Linked DNA regions of Homo sapiens: region 2 is linked to region 1. The links are chromatin loops, found by intact Hi-C in ENCODE. Cell type or tissue: heart left ventricle. All regions are shown on one strand.

Region 1 (8,000 bases):
CATTCCAAGGGTTACCCCAGCCTACGTGCAGGCTTGTTTTAAGCCACCAATTCGTGCATAATTTCTAAGTTAGCAAAAGCACACTGATTTCTCAAATCACAGCATGCAGAATGAGAATCAATTCTTTTGAATTATCTCTGCCCGGAAGTTTTGTGGCTGCCTAGAGGTCTTTATGGCAACAATGATAAATGACTATATTAGTCAAAGGTGGAAGAGTTAGTGGTACGCTCAGGCTCTGAGTCGAAAGGCATAGGGAAAAAGTCTTCTCCTGTGAAATATGTCTTCCAGCCTAAAATTCTTCCATACAAATAACTTGGAAGATGGACAGTATTGCATATTTAGTCCCACAAAAGATTCTGGTAAGTTTATTTAGTCGAGCATCTAATTATTGAGATAATGGGATATGGGAGAGTTTTTTTTAGTTTCTGTAAGATTTGGATAATATTGAGATTATCTATTCATTGATTAGAAAGTAGGAGCTTCTCTAAACTACTCTGAATCTTTTATTTACTGATGCTGACAGATTGATTTTTCATAACTGAGTCAAAACTTTAATAGGAAATTTTTTACTTTAAATTTTCAAATTCATAATATTTTCTCTATGTGTTTAAAGAAATTTATATATTAGCTGGTTTTTAAATACCAGTATTATTTATTTCTGCATATTATATTCATTGTTTAGTTTTACTAGAAGTCCATCTATTTCAATAGCTTTTTATAAAAAACACTTATTTTACATTGTTGACTCTATTTATTTATTTATTTAGACAGGGACTTGCTCTGTCTCCCAGCCTGGAGTGCTAGTCTTGAACTCCTGGGCTCAAGTGATCCTCCAACCTCAGGCTCTCAAAGTGTTTGAATTACAGGCATGAGCCACCATGCCTGGCCAAATTGTTGACATTTCTTCTTCTTCATTTTTTTTTTTGCATTTTTATGATGCTTTATTTATTATTTTGTTTTAATTTCTTCTATCATTCTTTTTTATAAAAACAATAAATAAATATATGTATAATTTGAAGTCACAGAATTATAGGCTTTTGATCTGGGAAAGTTTAAATCCACAGAAACAAGCACAGAGATCGGCCCCACATAAGGGCTCAATAAATATTTTTTGAGTTGAATTAAATATTATTGTTTTCCATTCTACATTGTTCATCAATTAATGATCCTGTATTATGCTTCAGATGTAGCAGCACTGTCCAATATAGAATATTTAACTCATTAAATTTCGGTATTCCTTTTTTTCTCAAATATAAATCTTCACAAGTTTCGATGTGCTGCATTTACATGACAGTCATTTTCAAATATTTTTTAGTTTCCATTAAAATTTTCTAGTTTCCATTAAAACCTTCCCCCACAAAGTACTCAAGCTCTTCTACAGTGAAAGCATAAGTCTATAAGCAGTGACTTTTTCTATCAAAAATATTTATTCATTGTGTCTTATGAAATAATGACACAACTGATTTTTGGCATAGGTTCTAAGTTAGCAAAAGTTAACTGATTTCTGAAAACACAGCATGCGGAGGGAAAGATAAATCTTTCAAATTACCCCTGCCCAGCAGTATTGTAGTTGTTCAGCAGTTTTTAGGACCACAATGACAGAAGATTGTTTTAGAAGATCCCAATTTTGGCAATATGATTTCATAAAGTTGGCGGTAAGAATTTGGCATGACACTGTTTATATTCCAGGGCTTATGTGGTTTTTATTTAGAATGAAATTGAGTTCTAAGTGAAGGTTGGAATTGGAAGACTGCTTTCCTCAGTATATTCAAAAACTGTTTTTGCTTTCTTGTTTTTTTTTTAATTTTAAATATTTATGGAGTCTATACTGTGAGTCAGGGATAGGAATAAATATTTTAAATATGAAATCTAATATCATTCTGTATTTTAACATACCTCATCTTCATTTAAATTATGTAGAAACTAGGGTTTAGAAATGTTAAATTACCTTGACCAAAATCACCCAAGCAATAAGAAATTGAATCAGGGGTTAAAATCCAAGCTAACTTACTCCATAGTAGCCTCTAGTCATAACCTTCTCACAAATGAGTTGCATACAAACTGGTTAATGTTCATATGAAATTATTTAACTTTCAGGTTTTTGAATCAAATTAAGGACTAAGGTCAATTTTTGTCCTAGAAGTATTAATTCACACATTTATCTATTGGCCCATGATTAGGAAAATATGTGTGTAAAAATGAAGAAAAATAATTAAAAAAAATCAAACAGGGTAATGAAAAAAAACAACTGGAAGAAATCAGGAAATAATTCTGCTCGGACTCTGCCATCAAAAGTGTGAGTGATGAGTAAACGTGGATAAGTTGTTTGAGCTCGAGAGTCTCCTTTTTGCAGTGAGAGATGAGAATATGGTTTCTCAGGTTCTTTACAATCTTGATAATCTTTTAGAATCTCAGTTTAGCATCATCCTAGAGAGGTGACTGTAATAGTCTAAGGACAAACACATCCCTCCAAGCACTTTTTGAACCACAGCTACTAATTAGTCATTCTTTTTGATGTAGATATAGAGTTTGTCCTGGAAAGTCATCATAAAAATGTATAATTTGAAGTTGGAATTATAGGCTTTTGATCTGGAAAGGTTTGCATCCACAGGATCAAGCACAGAGATCAGTCCCAAATAAGGGTTCAATAAATATTTTCAGAATTGAATTAAATATTATTGTTTTCCATTCTACAATGTCCATCAATTAATGATCATGCATTATGCTTCAGGGGTAGCAGCCCCATCTCATCATCTGAGTTGTTAATCCTTCAAGGCATGAGTCATTTCTTCTAGTCCTTTTCTTATCAACTAACAAGATGAGGGCAAGGAAAGCATTCTCATTGTTTAATTTAATCCAATGGGTAAAACACCCTTCCTTTTTGGATTTGTTGAAAGCAACTCCATTTAGGTAAAATGACACCTGTCAAGTTCCTTGATGGTTTCACATTTCCTGATACAATTACAGAAAGGCACACAATGCTGGTCCTAAGTACTTCAGTGGCATGAACAGTATAGCTATAATTAGTGACTTTTGCCTGGTGTTAACAAATGCTAGAGGGCATCTCAATCTCTGTAGATGAGTTCTCCAGGATTTAATTTGCTCTCTCCTTCATTCTTTGTAGAACTGTGTTATTCCTAATATACCTGGTGCTTGCTTCAGGCAGGGGTCAAAACATGCAGCTGTCAATTATTTAATATTCATGACATTTTAAACAAATGAACTGTGCAAGAAGCCTGTAGTATTAAAGGATATTGAAGCCAGTTCATTTATGGAATAGATAGCTTAAATTTTTTAAAATAATAGTATGAAGAACTCAGAGACCCAAGAAATTTTGTTCTTAAATCTAAAAATCTGTCTTCTCTATTTGCTTGTAATTATCGAGAGAGAATGAAGCAAGTATTATCTGGGTTTTGGTTTCTATTCTCTGTTATCTCAGTATATCAATTTTGCACATCACTGCAGGTTTCAACTTTTCATCTTTAAAATGGATAATTGAAAGAGCTGATTTCTAAGACTCCTCTAGTTTTAAAAGTCTAGGCTTTGATGGTGATTATGGAAATTTTTATCAAATACAGACTCACTTTTCTTTAAAATAGATTTCTGGGAGAAATTCTAATTTTTGCTTTATTATATGTGTGTACTATAGCGAGAAGGATATTACATAACTTTTAAAATTCTATAATTTCTGTTCCTTGAAAAGTTTGAAAACAATTTTCTTGGCTATGCCAGTGACATGTGATACATAAAAACGTTTTGGAATGAATCCCTGGAAATAAGTTATGCAACTCAGAAAGTTACTGTAGTTTTTTCCAACCATCAGGTTACATTTCGGTGCCCTAAAACAGAAATTTACTGAGTATCCTGGTTAATATGGCTTCCTGAAATGACTTTTATGTCTCTGGAGAAGCTGGCTCCTTAAAATATACTACAGTCAATTTTTAAGTTAATTCTGAAGATTGGGCTAATGGCTTAGCTAATGGTCATTGCTCATTTAAGCTAAAGTCAGCATCCCTTAGAGACTAGACCTGTGATTTCACTTTTACTTATCTTAGCAATTATCCTGTTGACATCCTGATGGACAGGCAATGTACATGGTATAAAGTTATATGGATATGATAGTGAGCTTCCTTTTAAGTCTATCTGTTGCATTATGACAATTTTTAAGTAATAACAATGACATATATGTAGATATACCACAGGACTACACTTTGCGTAGAGTATGGCAAGTCACCAACTCTTATGAATAACATTTATTTAATTTCATATGGAAAGTAATAAATATTTTAACAGCTTTACTGAGGTAAAATGGACATATAATAAACTTCATATGTACAATTTAACAATTTTGGCAGATGTATGCACCTGTGAAACTATTACCACAATTCAGATCCTGAACTTATTGTTAGCTCCCAAAGTTTCCTTATGCCCTTTTTGAATCACTTCCTCTTGTACCTCCCAATCTCTTTCCCTAGCCAATACTGAGATGTTGTATGTCACCACAGTTTGTACTTTCTATTATTTTATATAAACTAAATTGTATAGTATGTACTTGTTTGTGAATTTTTTTCACTCAGCATAATTATTTTGAGATTCACTGGTGTTATTGTGTGTAGCAACAGTTCACTTCTTTTCGCTGTTGAGTAGTATTTTATTGTATGAATATACTACAATTTGTTTATCCATTTCTCTGTTCATGAATATTTGTGTTATTTCCAGTTTTTGGCTATTACAAATAGAGCTCCTATGAACATTTGCATATAAGTCTTTGCACATTATACACACACACAAACACAAACACACATATATGTATTTTCTTTTCTCTTGGTTGGTTAAATAACTGTAAATGCTCAAGTGAATTATCAGTTCTAATAATTTTTTTGTAGATTCTGTCAGGTTTTCTATATAGAAAATATCATCATCGTGGCCAGGTGTGGTGGCTCATAACTAATCCCAGCACTTTGGGAGTCTGAGGAGGGTGGATTGCTTGAGGCCAGGAGTTTGAGACCAGCCTGGCCAACATGACGAAACCTAGTATCTACTAAAAATATAAAAAATAGCCAGGCTTGGTGGCAGGTGCCTGTAATCCCAGCTACTCGGATGGCTGAGTCAGGAAAATCGCTTGAACCCCAGAGGCAGACATTGCAGTGAGTCGATATCATACCACTACACTCCAGCCAGGGAGAAAGAGCAAGCCCCTATCCCAAAACAAAACAAAAAAGAAAAAGAAAGAAAGAAAGAAAGAAAAAGAAAAGAAAATATCATCATCTGAGAATAAAGATTATTTTACTTCTTCATTCATAATCTGAAAGTATTTCTTTTCTTTTATTGCCTGATTGCACTGGCTGGACATCTAGTACAATGTTGAATAGAACTAGTAAGAGCAGACATCCTTATCTTGTTTCTGATCCTGGGAAAAGTCATTTAGAATTTCACCATTAAGTATTATGTTATCTAGCTGTAAGTTGTCATAGATGTCCTTTATCAGGTAAGGTTTCTTTGTGTTACTAATTTGCTGAGAATTTTTATCAGGAATGAATGTCAAACTTTGTTAAATGCTTTTGCTGCATTGATTGAGATGATCATGAGTTTTTCTTTTACAGCTTGCTATATTTGCTACCTTGATTAATTTCCAAATGTTAAACTGATCTTTCATTTTTGACATAAATCCTACTTGGTCATGATGTATTATCCTTTTAATATATTGCTGCTTTATTTAGCAATAATATATTTCTTAGAAATATTCAATAATTATATACTTTGGATGTAGTCATAAGCATTTATTAAGAGCATGGGCTTAAGTGGATTTGGTCAGAACACCAGCCTTGGTTAAGTTACTTGAGCTTTCTTTCTATCTTTTATCTTTCAGTTTGCTTAACTGTCAAATGTCAACAAGAACAACAGCTTAGCTATTTCATAGGGAGTTTCTGGTACAAAATAAAGTAATGCATTTGGGATTGTAGTATAATACCTGGTACATAGCACATGCTAGACACGGTTAAATAGCATTAATATATTTTCAGTGGCTGTAGTAAGTCCAGACCATTAATGTGCAGCAAGTCATCAGTGGTGGGAAAATATGAGGGGAAAGGGTTTTGAAATAATTATGAGAGTGAGTTATTGAGACAGTTGGAGGAATTTCTAAAAGCCAGTAAGAGACAATGAGAGGTTGCATTAAAGATAGACATGCTGGTTTGAAGTTGGTAAAAGGGAAAGGTTCTAGACATTCTACAGGTGAAAAGTTGAGTGTCTTAGAGTATATCTGTCTAGGTACATATAAAGGGACTTTTATAGAAAAGCTATCAAAGGGCCAGCTAGATACTTAGAGGAAGTTAATAATACCAAGGTCAGGATTCCAATTCCAAAACCTCCATCTAGTCTTTTAGGATGCAGTTTTTAACAATCCCTAACTCTTAAAGAGCTTCAAATAATTTTATTCCCTGGACTCTTTTGAAGTGGAAGGAACTCTTTCTAACTCATTCTACAAGACCAGCATAACTCTGATACCAAAACCAGACAGACAAAAAAAAAGAAAGAAAGAAAAAAAGGAAAACTACAGGCCAGTATATCTAACATAAACACAAAAATACTTAACAAAATATTAGCAACTGAATCCAAAAATGCATTAAAAAAGATAATATACCATTATCACATGAGATTTATTCCAGGAATGCAAGGATGTTTCCACATATGAAATCAATAAATGTGATATATTACATCAACAGAATTAATGACAAAAACTATATGATCATCTGAATAGATGCAGAAAAAGCATTAGATAAAAGTCAGCATCCCTTCATGATAAAAACTCTCAATAAATTGGGTATAGAAGGAATGTACCTCAACACAGTAAAGGTCATATATGACAAACCCACAGCAAACATAATACTAAATGGAGAAAAGCTGAGATCTTTTCCTTTAAGAACTGGAACATGACAAAGATGTCCACTCTCACAACTCTTATTCAACATAGTCTTGGAAGCCCTAGCCAGGGCAGTTCGGCAAGAGGAAGAAATAAAAGGTATCCAGACTGGAAAGGAGGAAGTCAAATTGTGCCTGTTTGCAAATAACATGATCTTGTATATAGAAAAACTTAAAGAGTCAACCAAAAACGCTTAGAACTGATAAATTTAGTAAACGCAGGATACAAAATCAACATAAAAAATCAGTAGCATTTCTATACACAAGAAACAAACTAGCTGAAAAAGCTACCAAGAAGGCAATCCCATTTATATTACCTATAATAATAAAAAAAATCCTAGGAATAAATTTAACCAAGGAGATGGAACACCTCTACAAGCAAAACTACAAAACACTGGTGAATAAACTAAAGACAATATAAACAAAAGACATTCCATGCTCATGAATCAGAAGAACTGATATTGTGAAAATGACAATACTATCCAAAGCAATCTACATAGCCAATGCAATACTTATCAAAATACCAATGACATTCTTCACTGAAATAGAAAATTGTGTGTGTGTGTGTTGGAGTCCTGTTCTGTCACCCAGGCTGGAGTGCAGTGGCATGATCTCGGCTCATTGCAACCTCTGCCTTCCGGGTTCAAGCGATTCTCCTGCCTCAGACTTCCGAGTAGCGGGGACTACAGGAGCCTGCTACCACACCAGCTAATTTTTTGTCTCCATTTTTAGTAGAGACAAGGTTTCACTGTGTTAGCCAGGATGGTCTCAAACTCCTCATTTCGCCCGCCTCAGCCTACCAAAGTGCTGGGATTACAGGCGTGAGCCACCGTGCCCCGCCTAAATTGTTAAAATTTGTGTGAAAGCACAAAAGACCCCAAATAGCTGGAGCAATCCTGAGCAAAAAGGACAGAGCTGCATGCATTAAACTACCAGACTTCAAAATATACTACATAGCTATAGCAAGCAAAAAAAAAAAAAAAAAAAAAAACCACCACCAAAAAAACATGGAATGGAACTAGCATAAAAACAGACACATAGACTAATAGAACAAAGTAGAGAAACCAGCCAACTAATTT
Region 2 (8,000 bases), 63 kb before region 1:
GCCCACAATGACTCTAAATCTTACAAACTATTATCTTGAACTAAACGGTCTAGAATAATTAGTGTTCTTATTCCCTTTCCACTATACTCCATTGCTTAATGCAAAATGGAGAATGTGCCATCTAAAATGAAAGACGGCATTTGAACAGATCAGTCTTTAAACCTAGAACACACTCATAGCCTATGAAAAAAGCAACAAGAACGTTGATACAACCATTGAGGCAAACACGAAATTCTGGCCATTAATAGGTTAGATTAATGACTGATGCCCGTACTTTAAACACTTCAGTGTTGTGTTATAAAGCATAGTGACAACAAATATTTGGAAAGGTCTTTTAAAGTCTAAAACAAAAAGTTATTTTTTATACGTAGTTCTTTCTGTCTTACAATTCAGTTACTCATACATTTGTTAGATTATTCAGTGTTTGTTATTCAGAAGAAACAATCCAATTTAATCTTAACCTAATAAGTTTTTCCTCTTATACATTTTTACATGAAAAAATACTAAAATCACAATTCTGAGGAATTTCTTTTTAATCAAACACTATATGCTTAAACCACAGTAAGGAAATTAGAACCTTTCTTATTCTATTTAATATGATACTACTAAATTTATAAGAACTCTTTTCCTCAACTTTTCTTTATACTAACAATCATAATTTGAAAAATGTATCTCAACCCCACAGTGAACTAATATCCATGCTTATTCCACATAGGTACTGCCAGTGGTCCCTGTGGTATCCTTTCAACAATGACAAACTCCTCAGGGTTGCCAAATGCCTGATAGAAAACCAGTAAATCATGTACTGCATCCTCCTCAGTTTGAATCAGAGCCAGGGTTTTTTCTCAACTTCAAATAAAGCTGCTTCCTTTTGTAGTTCTTCTACAATATATGTGAAAGTGACTGGGGCTACCATGGAAAGAGCAGTCATTTAAGAAGATAGCGAGGGATTGGGACTGTCCAGAGATGGTAAATCTGAAATGTGGCTACTTTCTGCTCCTGGGGTACTGTGGGTAGAGCATCTCACAACTTTTGGAGCCTAAGAATTTTTAATTTCTTTAAAACAAACTTTTTTGACATGATTTCCTGAACTATGGCCAGTAACAGGCTTTTTTGCCCATATATTTATGTGAATTTCCATACATATACTGGTTTGGGGGCTTTTGAAGGGGTGGTTAAAACGGTTTCCATGCAATTAATTTCTGAATTGTTTTCTTTGGTAGTTGATACAATCATTTTTCACTGCTTCTGAGAAAGTTTAACTCTACAAGATATCATTTTGCCTAAATTTGACTTTGGTATAGCTCCACATTTTGTCTGCTTTCTTCTGTTTTTATGATGGTTCTGAGAGCCACAACACAACAGGAAGCCATGCAAAAGTGGGTAGTCCTAGAGATTTACAGTCTCCTGATTTCACAATGGGATTCCATACAGATAAGATTGCTGGGAAAGTTAAACCTTATGTTAATAGTACATCTCTTACGTATTCTAGGGAACATTTAAAACCACGGGAAAATCACCAATATTTAAAATATCTGCTACACAGCCCATTTCCAGTAACAGGATTGATACTACCAACTCTTGTAGTTGGTTTGCAGGCTCTTTCAGTCCTGAGATAATTACTTCAGTATGCTGGTTCATCCTCCTCTCACCTGCAAATGATGATGATTATTTCTATCCTTGCTTTTGTTAACATTGATACTATGTGCACGACATGAAAGAAAATCACAGTTAAATAAAACGTACAAATAAATGATATTACTAGAAAGGTCCTGCCACTGGTCATATCTGTGCCACCATTCTGCACAAGTCTGGAGGTTTTTCTTCTCGCTGATCATTCCTCTTGTCTAAATTTCCATTTTACCTGCACTTGTCTCCATTACTACTTCTCCCTAACTAACTTTGGGTGAATTTGACTAGAGATATAACCAGATTCCATAATTTCACTTTTGAATAATTTCCTGGTATCCTGACCAATCACAATTCTACAGCGGGTAATTATTGAATACTGGAATTGCTACTTGTCTCTTCACTTGATCTAGTACTCTTGAGATTTTACATCATCTCCTAATAACCTACTTTATTGGTCCATTCTTGTCTGTCTCTCTCTCTCTTTTGCCAGACATCATGATTCCTGACTTTGTTGTACTCCAGGATCCTAATTTTATGTTCAGCCTGACACCCTTTGTATATATTCTCTTTCTTCTGTTCTGTTTGTGTTCAGCACAGGACAACTCAGATATAACATCAAGTTCGTTAAATAGTCACGTTTGCTTGTTCCCATCAGCTCAGCTTCTGATTTCCCTTCCAGTTTCCTTTAGCTACTCCACATCTTAATAGACACTGAGCCATTCATTTGGTCTCTGGGGAGGTGGTACAAATACACTATGCCCTCTCTCCTAAGGCCTGGGTCAGGTTACGGCATCATATCAATGGGAACTGTGGTCATGGATTCTAGGGGATTTCTAACAGTTAATGGGCCCAATTTGAGAAACGAAGGATAACCCAGAGTACATAAGACGTTTTGTCTTCCAAAATTCATACCAAGGGATGATAGAGGTTTGCTAGTAACTGACGTGATATACTTCAATTTTTTTTCTGCCACTTGCTACTTCCCCCTCACTTATATTCTTCTTCCCTCAACTACAAAGTTATCAAACTATTGCTCTTCTCTTTACTATGAAACTTGTTTTCAAGATTAGTCACCACCTAAATCTCTGGTTCATTATCTCTCATCCACTGGTCCTCTTGGATTTTGCTTTTTCCTTTCTCTCCTAAAATTAAACTGTTCATTGTACTGGTAATCCTCAAATTGCCAAATCCAACAAGGCTCTTTATTTCTCATACTATTGGGATTGTGACATTTGCAATGTTGAGTACACACTCCATAAAATGCTCTTCTGTCCTGGTTTTTATGCCCAACACCCTTTTGTCTCCTTTATTTCAGACTGATCATTTTCTATCACACTGAGCATTCTCATCTGTCTCTCCCTGGAACTTCTCAACTCCTTTTAAACTACGCAAAATTTAAGTTCCAGTTTTGTTGCTTTGCTTGTCATCAAATTTTCACCCCTTCTCTTTCCTATACCCAGACCTGTATTTCCAGGTGCTGTCAATTTTCCATGGCCCTGTTCCACGGGTATATCTGACACAATACAAATGAGACTTAACTTTTCACCAAATCGCTTTCTTTTTCTCTATTTTTAGCTCTATGTTTCATTCAGCGGTCCCAACTAAAGTTTTTATAGTTCTTTACCACCACTCAATTTCTGCTGATCCTACCCCTCCCATAGATGCCTCATCCTTCACTCTTCTATCATCTACAACCTCACTGGCATTTTTATTTAAGTCTCTCATCATCTCTCAGTCTGACTCCAAACATCCCAAACAAGTTTATTTTACCACTTCCCTGGCCATCTCTTGAAATATGTGCCCCGGTATATTCTTTTTTCACCACTCTTAGATCATATGAACATATCATGCTTTTGTTCCCTTTCCTTTTCTCATGCACATGTCTCTGCCAAAATGCCGTTTTTTTTTCTCCTGGTCATGCATTTCGTTTGTATAGTCTTCTGATTCTTATTTCTTCCTGGATTATTCCTACCTCCAATTTACTTCAAATAAATCTGTCAACCTGCGAAGTAATCACAACTTGTTGCTGTGTGTTTTTGACACTTGCACCAGGTGCAAACTAAAGTGAAGCCCATCTTCTGTTTTGCCCCAGAGCTGCTACTAATCTGTGACAGAAAGGTCTCCCAGACTTTTCTAATGGGAGAAACTGACTTCTTAGTAGAAAGGATTTTAGTTTTTCTCTCACTTTTAATTCTAGGATATTGTTGGAACCCAGGTGTACTTGAAATGTACTAATTGAGTCCAAGAAGTGGGGAAAGGCAAACCTGAAGAAGCCAACAGAGCCGCATAGGCTCTGTGATGTAGGCTGGAGCCACTTGGATTTATTTATACCCATTTAAAAATCTTCTTGTATTATGATAGTTGGCTTTTAGGAGATCAAAGGAGCCAGTGCAGAAATGTTGTTTTCCTGACTGTGCAGCACACAAACATCATTTAAATGTCCCCTCAACATGTGCTCACATCTAAAGCCCATCAGAGCATCATGCAGCAATGGGAGCTGGCACCGTGCCCGCATTGTTAGTCTTGCTCCATTATGATGGAAATAACAGGCAAGACAGAGACAGAAAGCAGGATGGGGGGGGGGGGGGAGTCGCAGGGGTTTAGATATAGCTCCTTGGTGGGGATGGGGGATGGGGGAGTAGGGAGTGGATGCAGACATAGTCCTGATAATGTGATGTTTGAATTTTTATTTTTTCTGTTGAAAAAGCAGATGGATGTGAGAATGGCTTCATAATCTCCATGGTTGGGGGTGATTTTTCAAACTCCTGCTTTAGTGTCTTTGGAGATAGAGCCCAGTGGCCACGTGAGGTCTGAATGTTGAGATTAATCCCGCATGTTTAGAAGATGGAAGTGGCAAAACAGACTATAGATATATCAGGGCAGTTCAAATGCCAGAGTCCAAAAAGCATATGATGCCAGCAAGCAGTAAAATTTCTATTCAGTCTTCTTCTAGAACCCAGTTTGCTTTCAGCATATTGTGAGTGCACTTCATGGGATGGTTTTCATAGCATTCATTTATCAAGTACATATTAATATTCAAAGAACTTTTATATTTACTCATTCATTTGGAACGTATCTCTCTCCTGCGATGTTATAAAGTTTCAAAGCTGGAAATTCCTCAGAGATCATCTCTCCAATGCTCACATATACTAAAATCCAAAGGGATCTTAGTTTGCCTAAAATCTTATACACAGCTAGTAATATTGGGTCCCACGCCTGTTGGATTTTCACTCCAGAGCTTTTTACACGACCCAGTGCAACCACCTAGCCAAGAATTTATTTATGATTTTTCATAAGATGATAATTGTTTGAGAGCATGTGTTTATAGGGTATAAGGGGAGATTCGGAAATTGTGCCACCTGCAATTGGGAAGGAGCCCTGTGGAAACATGTGAGGCATTTACGTCTGTGGTGGGGTATGAGTGTCCAGTGCAAGTGGAATGCTATTAAAAGAAACATGCCTACAATGTTTCCTGTGAAATAAACATTTCACAATGTTTATTTTTAGTATTACACAATGGGGGTAGCTTTCTATCTTTGCCACTTTTTCTTCTCTGCCCTTAATTTTGGAAAAGAAAATCATGTACAGAAATATGAAAGTAAGAAAGAGGAACACTCCTGGTATTGATTCTTGCCCTCTCCATTGGCCTTTACTGCTATAATTCCCCACACAGACAAGACATATCTTCCCTAGGGTCATTCTGGAGGTGGCAAATAGATTATTGGTCTTAAGTACCTGTTCACGAAAATATTCTTTGACCATTCCTCAGACTTCCTATAGAATATTTTAAAAGAAGAAAAACTTAGATTTCTGAAGTTAGTGGTGGCAGTTGATGATACAATATCTCAGCAGATATCTTTCTTTAAAATTCTCTCATCCAAATAGTCTCCCAAACCTAGCAGAGAGTTACACTGGGCACCTGTTAGGTACTTAACACCTCTCATTGAACACAGCTTCCTCTTTTGAAATGCTTTTTATTTCCTACTTGTCTAAATGTGCTTATTCTTTAAAATCTAATCAATGTCACAACTTTTTTTTTTTTTTTTTTTTTTTTTTGAGATGGAGTCTCGCTCTGTCGCCCAGGCTGGAGTGCACTGGCATGATCTAGGCTCACTGCAAGCTCCGTCTACCGAGTTCACGCCATTCTCCTGCCTTAGCCTCCTGAGTAGCTGGGACTACAGGCACCCACCACTACGCCCGGCTAATTTTTTTTGTATTTTTAGTAGGGACGGGGTTTCCCCGTGTTAGCCAGGATGGTCTCGATCTCGATCTGACCTCGTAATCCACCCGCCTCGGCCGCCCAAAGGGCTGGGATTACAGGCGTGAGCCACCGCGCCTGGCCAATATCACATCTAAGAAACATTTACTGAATAAAAAACAATGGATTATCTGGATATCTATAGCCTCAAGGTCATGACTACAAGCCTAATATGTAAGAATAGAGTATGATTTCTCTATTTTTTCCTTTCTAGTTGTGTCATGGAATTTAGTTAGAGGCCCATTAGAATTCTTGGAAATTAAATTTTTTCAATCTTCAAAATATTGCACCAGAAGCTTAGGAAATTGCCAAGGAATAGTTTTGTGATTTTGCCTATCTGGAAGTTGTGGTGAATAATCAACCTGTTACCTCCAGGAAAATGACCCTAGAGTACGCTCTCTGTGGGGGCCTTACCTCAGTGAAGTCCAAAGGAAATTCTCAATATGTTCTCATTGTCTTATGTCTTGCAGTACATTTAGTATATAAATGGACCCAAAATAAAAGTATTCTGTAAATATTTGCTCATTGACTTTAATTTCTCAATTCCCAACATTGATATGATAGATTATAACTATAGCCAATAATATAATTCCCTCTGTTGTACATTATTAGAAGTCAAGAGACTAAAGTTCTTGTCCAAAGTCTGACATGTTATGGATATATAAAATTGCACAAAACTATTTACCTAAGAATAAGTTCATTTTAATTTATTCCAAAAATAATTAAGTTTTGCTCTACTCACCTTCAGAAGCTTTAGTGAAAAAAGTCTTAAATAAAATGGCCTTGATTTTCCTAGGCTTTATAATTTATTTCAAATACTATCATTGTAATATTACCATTAGTGCTTATTATATCTTTTGGATCATCATCTTTAGTTTAATATTTTATGCTATTCTACTCCATTTCTATCATTTTTTCTTACATCTCATTTAAGTTTCATACATGTTAATTGCAGACAAGTATATATGACATCTTTTGCTTTGTTTCATCTGCTGCCAGGATAGGTCAGAACTCTCAACAAATGTTATTACTTGCTTGTATTTGAATCTATCATCAGATGTGACTGGGGACAGAGCTACTGGCTTCTTATGTGAAAATAAGAGTTGTAGAATAAGTAAGTCATTCAAATTTTCAGTTGACTCTTATGTAATGGGGGGAAAAAAGACGAGTAGTTTGTATAACCATGGAAGTCAATATTGTGTGAGGAAGGTAGAGAAAAGGCTTGGTATGTGTTTGGGGAATCCATCTGCAATCATTGCCTCCCCATCCAGAGGTCAGAATAAGCGATTATGGAAGTGACAGCCTTGCCATCACTATTTATTCACCTCAATGATACTCACAATTATCAGGAGAGACAGGCAGAGGAGAAAGCACTCTGAATGCGAGACACAGTAAAGCAGCTTTCAGCGGAGTGGGGCTTCCCAATAAGTCAAACCTTTTCTTCTCTGCCTGAAAGGGTCACAGGCTGAACTGGCTATGCTGATTGTCTGGTTGACAGCCCCAGTTGACCGGCAAATGAGTCAAATTTTTGTGCAGCTTTGTGACCACAGATGCCTTACACACCCTCCTTGTCAACCTCAGACTCAGCTGCCAGTTCAGAGAGCTGGAGGAGCATAACTATATTGGTGCCTCTCCAGACCCCAAGGCCTCATTTCCTGCTACGCTCTCTCACCTCCTCTACCAGGCAAACAAAAATGTTAATGGTTAACAACGTTTAGCTTGCTTGCTCTGCTAAAGAATGGGGGTAGGGGATGCATATATTTTAATCCAGAAACCAGTATCTTCTGTGTCATAAAGATAAGGCGATGTAGCTAGTATGAGAAAGCATCAGCATGATAGTGTACCTCTAGACTTGAAAGCCAGACTTGAGATTTACATTGTAGCTTTAAAACTAGCTCATAATGTGATATTGGGAAAATCTAACTCCTGTTATCCTTAGTTATTTTCTTTGTTGAAAATGACATTTAAGGACAAATACTCTCTAATTTCCCTATGATCTCACCAAAAAATCCTTTAAGGTTTAAAAACAGAATTTTTGCACAACGAATTTCTATGGAAGAAATGGTTTCAATGAAGGAATTTAAAGATAAATTTCTAGAAACTATAATCT

Evidence for each region. A loop is a pair of places that touch in the nucleus more often than their neighbours do. Peaks named below come from ENCODE experiments on the same cell type or tissue, not always from the same donor. Only the 100,000 strongest peaks of a DNase experiment are listed, where the experiment ranks them.
Region 2: it touches region 1 in a loop (3-fold over the local background); 1 of 110 quality-filtered maps calls a loop at or near these places.

Annotation. Positions count from the first base shown.
Region 1 is chr18:43,970,252-43,978,251 of GRCh38, reverse strand. No RefSeq gene overlaps it. Among named protein-coding and RNA genes, the nearest start is that of LINC01478, 560 kb to the left of the region's middle. In heart left ventricle, no CTCF peak of the experiment used is centred here; no DNase peak of the experiment used is centred here.
Region 2 is chr18:44,032,836-44,040,835 of GRCh38, reverse strand. It overlaps the pseudogene IBTKP1. Among named protein-coding and RNA genes, the nearest start is that of LINC01478, 490 kb to the left of the region's middle. In heart left ventricle, no CTCF peak of the experiment used is centred here; a DNase peak (open chromatin) is centred at 4,145.